Linked DNA regions of Homo sapiens: region 2 is linked to region 1. Evidence: read pairs that join two places in POLR2A ChIA-PET (ENCODE). Cell type or tissue: PC-9. All regions are shown on one strand.

What was found. ChIA-PET counts read pairs that join two places held together with the same protein. Peaks named below come from ENCODE experiments on the same cell type or tissue, not always from the same donor. Only the 100,000 strongest peaks of a DNase experiment are listed, where the experiment ranks them.
Region 2: POLR2A ChIA-PET joins it to region 1 with 35 read pairs; 5 of 35 experiments call an interaction of 5 or more read pairs at or near these places.

What each region holds. Positions count from the first base shown.
Region 1 is chr6:42,197,758-42,200,257 of GRCh38, reverse strand. No RefSeq gene overlaps it. Among named protein-coding and RNA genes, the nearest start is that of GUCA1B, 4.1 kb to the right of the region's middle. RefSeq lists cis regulatory regions at 302-988, 1,859-2,500. In PC-9, no CTCF peak of the experiment used is centred here; no DNase peak of the experiment used is centred here.
Region 2 is chr6:42,078,564-42,081,063 of GRCh38, reverse strand. TAF8 (TATA-box binding protein associated factor 8) reads right to left here. Exons shown (of 9, transcript NM_138572.3): 9 at 1-2,500. Among named protein-coding and RNA genes, the nearest start is that of TAF8, 29 kb to the right of the region's middle. In PC-9, no CTCF peak of the experiment used is centred here; a DNase peak (open chromatin) is centred at 963; H3K27ac peaks cover 638 bases.

The DNA.
Region 1 (2,500 bases):
GAATGAATGAGATCATCTAGGGAGCAAGTGTGGGTAAACAAAGGAAGAGTACTAAAGACAAGCCTGGAAAGCTCCCAGCTTTTAGAGATTTGGTTAAAAGCAAGAGGTGCTAGCAAAGAAAATGAGCAATGAGTGAGGCTGGAGTGAAATCAGAGGAGTGTGGGTCCTTGAAATGTAGAGTGGAGAAAGAACTTAGTTTGGTGAACTGTGATGAATCTGTGGCAGGTTAGGTTAAAAAAAAAAAAAAAAAAAAAAAAAAAAAAGTAGATCATTGGTGACCACAATAAAAGCCATTTCTGTGGAGTGATGGGGATGAACGTCCAGTTGGAGTAAGTTGAGGAAAGAATAAGAGATTTAAAAAGAGGATGCAAAATAGGTTTGAGAATTTCCCAGTTATCTATTGCTACCTCAAAAAACACTTAACACTTAGTAGCTTAAAACAGTGACTCTGCAGGGATAGTGTCTGCTCCATGTGGTATTAGCTGGGGTAGCTCAGAAGCTGGGGCTGGAGTAGCTCAGAAGCTGGGGCTGGAGTCATCTGAAGGCTCATTCACCCATGTCTGGTGGTTGAGACTGGCTTTCAGCCAGAACCCCTGCATGTGCTCTGGGCTTCCTCACAACATGGTGGCTGGGTTCCAAGGGCAAGTTCTGAGAAAGAGAGCCTGGTGGAAACCTATCACTTTTGATGACCTAGCCCTGGAAGTCACATTGTGTCATTTCTGCAGTTATCTTCAACAAGGCAGCCAGAAAGTTTCCTCCGGGTTGAAGAGAAAGATAATAGACTCCTCCCTTTGATGGGAGGAATGCGTGAAGCCAGAATGATCGTCCTGCCATTTTCTGAAGATACATCTGCCACAAGGGGCTTTGTTGTAAGGGGAGCAAAATTTAGGACAATAGCTGGGCAGGGGATGTGGGCAGGTCAGTTTACCCAGTAGGCACAGTGCCTAGGGCCCAATATTTTAAATTTCTTTTAAAACCAAAATAAAGGCCAAGTGTGGTGGCTCATGCCTATAATCCCAGCAGTTGGGAGGCCAAGGCAAGAGGATCACTTGAACCCAGGAGTTCAAGACTGGGAAACATAGTGAGACCTTGTCTCTACTAAATATCAAAAAATTAACCAAGCATGGTGGCGCACAACTGTAGTCCTAGATACTCAGGAGGCTGAGGCGGGAGGATTGCTTGAGCCCAGGAGGTCGAGGCTGTAGCGAGCCCTGATAGCACCAGTGCACTCCAGCCTGGGCAACAGAGACCCTGTCTCAGGATAAATAAATTAGTTAATTAAAATAAAATCGGAGCCGGGAGCGGTGGCTCATGCCTGTAATCCCAGTACTTTAGGAGGCCAAAGTGGGTGGATCACTTGAGGTCAGGAGTTCAAGACCAGCCTGACCAACATGGTGAAACCCTGTCTCTACTAAAAATAGAAAATAAGCCAGGCATGGTGGCGTACGCCTGTAATCCCAGCTACTTGGGAGGCTGAGGCAGGAGAATCACTTGAACCCGGTGGGGCAGAGGTTGCAGTGAGCCGAGATCGTGCCATTGCACTCCAGCCTGGGTGACAGAGCGAGACTTCGTCTCAAAATAATAATAATAATAATAATAAAATAAAATCATAATTTAAAAGAAACACCGAGTCTAGATTATGTTCTTTTTTATACCAGTGATAATTATTAATATTTACTTATTTAATATTTTTTCAGTATTTGTATTATGACCCATGAAGGCAAAAACGTGTGGGGCCCGTGAATGTCATAATGTAGCCCTGAATGTGGGGTCAAGGAAGGATTTTTGTCTTGTTTTAATAAAGGCAATATTACAGCACACCTGAATGCTGACGGGAATGATCCATTAGAGAGGGATGAGTGGAGGCTGCAGAAGAGAAAGGGAGTAACTGCGGGAAGGAAGCTTTCGAGTAGGTAAAGAGAGATGTGATCTAGGAAACAAGTGGCGGTGTTGACGGGGACAAGGGGAAGGGCACGCTGCTTCCACTGAGACCGGAAGGGGGCAGAGGACATGGGCACAGATACAGAGAAGTTGGTAAACACTGGTGGGAAGATGAGTCACTGCCTCATCTGTCTCTGTGAAGTGTGCAACAGTGTGGGAGTGAGTGGAAGGTTTGAGGGCAGGAAGCGCTGTGGAATAGTCATCTCAGAGAGGGGGAGAGGGAATTCGGCAGGAAGAGTATGTAGTATGATTGTCTGGCATGATCTGAAGTGCGTACAGCCAGCATGATTTATGATGTCCTCCAATGATGTCCAGGCTCCCCACTGTAGGCAAAGTGTTACTGCATAGTTAGTGAACAGCCTTAACCAGGGCCAGGCCAAGTGAGGCGTTAGGAGGAGAGAGGGGCACAAAAGTCAAAATGGAGAGAATGCTGGGCCATGGAATGAAGATAAGGAGGAGAGTGAGGAGATGAGCAAGATGACAGATGTTAAAAACAGATCAGCAGGTTGGAAGTCGCAATGAGATTAGTGAATTATTGGAGTGAAGGTATTACAGTAAC
Region 2 (2,500 bases), 120 kb after region 1:
TATATTTTGCTCTCTAATTTTGTATTTGAAAATTTCCAAAATAAAAGTTTTACTAAGTTCCCAGGTGTGCTTAGGCCAACACAAGGGCTAAGCCTGACTTATTTGTCCACATTGCTGTTAACTTTTGAACACAAATTAAGTTCAAAGCTTACAGTTCTATTTATTTACAAAGTTTTTATTATGAATTTTTATTGAGATTTTCATAAACATTTTTAATCTGCATGTTTACTACTTTTGGCCTCTAAGAAGTCCCATAAAGTTATAAAAAATAGAAATTTATAAATACACATTGAGAATTTTGCATTTTTATACAGGGTCAATGTTTCAAGTTGTCTAACCCTTTCCCTGTCTCCCCTCAGAACAAAATTATAAGAGTATAGCCTCTGAGGCCAGGCGCGGTGGCTCATGCCTGTAATCCCACCCACACTGGGAGGCCGAGGTGGGTGGATCATCTGAGGTCAGGTGTTCGAGACCACCCTGGCCAACCTGGTGAAACCCCGTCTCTACCAAAAATACAAAAAAAATTAGCCGAGAATTGTGGTAGGTGCCTGTAATCCCAGCTACTCAGGAGGCTGAGGCAGGAGAATCCCTTGAACCCAGGAGGTGGAGGTTGCAGTGAGCCGAGATCACGCCATTGCACTCCAGCCTGGGCGATAAGAGTGAGATGCCGTCTCAAAAAAAAAAAAAAAAGAAAAGAAAAAAAAAGAGTATAGCCTCTGAAATCTCAACAGCAGAAATAGCAGCCCTTTTCCAAATCCCACCTCTAACTCAGCACATCTGCATTCAACAGGTGCTTACACTGGATAACAACAACAAATGGAAGCTGCAGAAACACTGACTGGGACAACACCTCCCAAGAGCAGTGAGAACAGCTGGGATTGGCCACGGCTTGAATGTGGGGCTGTGTTCATAAACTTATCAGGCCAAGAATCGCTAAGAACTGAATCACAAACCCTGAGAAGGCCACATAGGCCAGTCTAACTGCTTCGATCTAGGAGAGTTTCACGTTACTACAAACCTGAAAAACTCCTATTTAGTCCAGTTGGGGAATCCAATTTTTTTTTTTTTACTAGCGTCCCCTCTTCCGTTCCTGACAAGCAGCTCTTTCCTTACACAGTACAGTGAGGCCAGAAGAACATGGAGCCTGCTGTCAAGTCCCCAAGTTTTTCAAGTTTCCAAATTCACCAAGGGAATGGAAGACTAAGAGATGGGCTGGGCACCGTGGCTCACGCCTGTAATCTCAACACTTTGGAAGGCCAAGGCGGGTGGATCACTTGAGGCCAGGAGTTCAAGACCAGCCTGGGCAACATAGCAAAATCCCGTGTCTACTAAAAAAAAAAAAAAAAAATTAGCCAGATGTGGTGGCGGGCATCTGTAATCCCAGCTACTCTGAGAATTGCTTGAACCCGGGGAGTGGAGGTTGCAGTGAGCCGAGGTAGTGCCACTATACTCCAGCTGGGGCGACACAGCGAGACCCTGTCTCAAAATAAAAGGAGTTGAACTGTGGAAGCCAAAGGGGAATACATGAAGCTAAATATGGACGTTAGGATTCTAATTTGGGAAACAAGCTTATTCATCCAGTGTTCACTTCCACGTGTTGTTACATTTTTCTTCCTTGGATTTAGTTTTAAAAACTCTTCCTTAGGAGACCAGAAAAGCTATCAGCATGCCCAGCATCTTCCTTAAAAACTTGTTTTCTGGTTTGTAGGGTATGTTAAGAATGAAGTTGTTCTCCCCACAGGATACAAATTGGTTGGACAGACTCAGACCTGCTTCTTGCAGAACGCCTCAGCTTGGCTCACTCCTGCCCATCCACCAGCCTTCCAGCTGACCAGCCGTTTCTCAGCTTTCAGAATACAAGATGAGGCCCAGCCCTCAACACCCCACCCTCACCCCACCAAATCCTTTCCTATTGTTTACTTTATCCTTTTTTTATTTTTTTGAAATGGAGTCTCGCTCTGTCACCCAGGCTGGAGTGCAGTGGCACGATCTCGGCTCACTGCAACCTCCGCCTCCCAGGTTCAAGTGATTCTCCTGCCTCAGCCTCCCGAGTAGCTGGGATTACAGGCATGAGTAACCACACCCGGCTAATTTTTGTATTTTTAGTAGAGACGGGGTTTCACTATGTTGGCCAGGCTGGTCTCGAACTCCTGACCTCAAGTGATCCACCTGCCTTCGCCTCCCGAAGTGCTGGGATTACAGGCGTGAGCCACTGCGCGTAGCCCCTCTTTCCTACTGTTTAAACCCCATGGCTCCTCTGTCAAGTCCCAGCATAATAGAGCCGACGCTCTAGGCTCTTGTCAGAGAAAACCTCTTCTTCCAGAAGGGGTAAGACTTGGCAGTTCCCAAGCACACATTCCTCACAGGGGCAATAAATGGTAAATCTCTCAGGAGGAGAGTGCTGCCCCGCTTCAGGGAGCTTTCGTCAAATGCCGACGGGAGGACAGGTGCAGCCCCGACATGTCGTTCTTCTTCACAGTGATGCATCTGCTCAAGACTC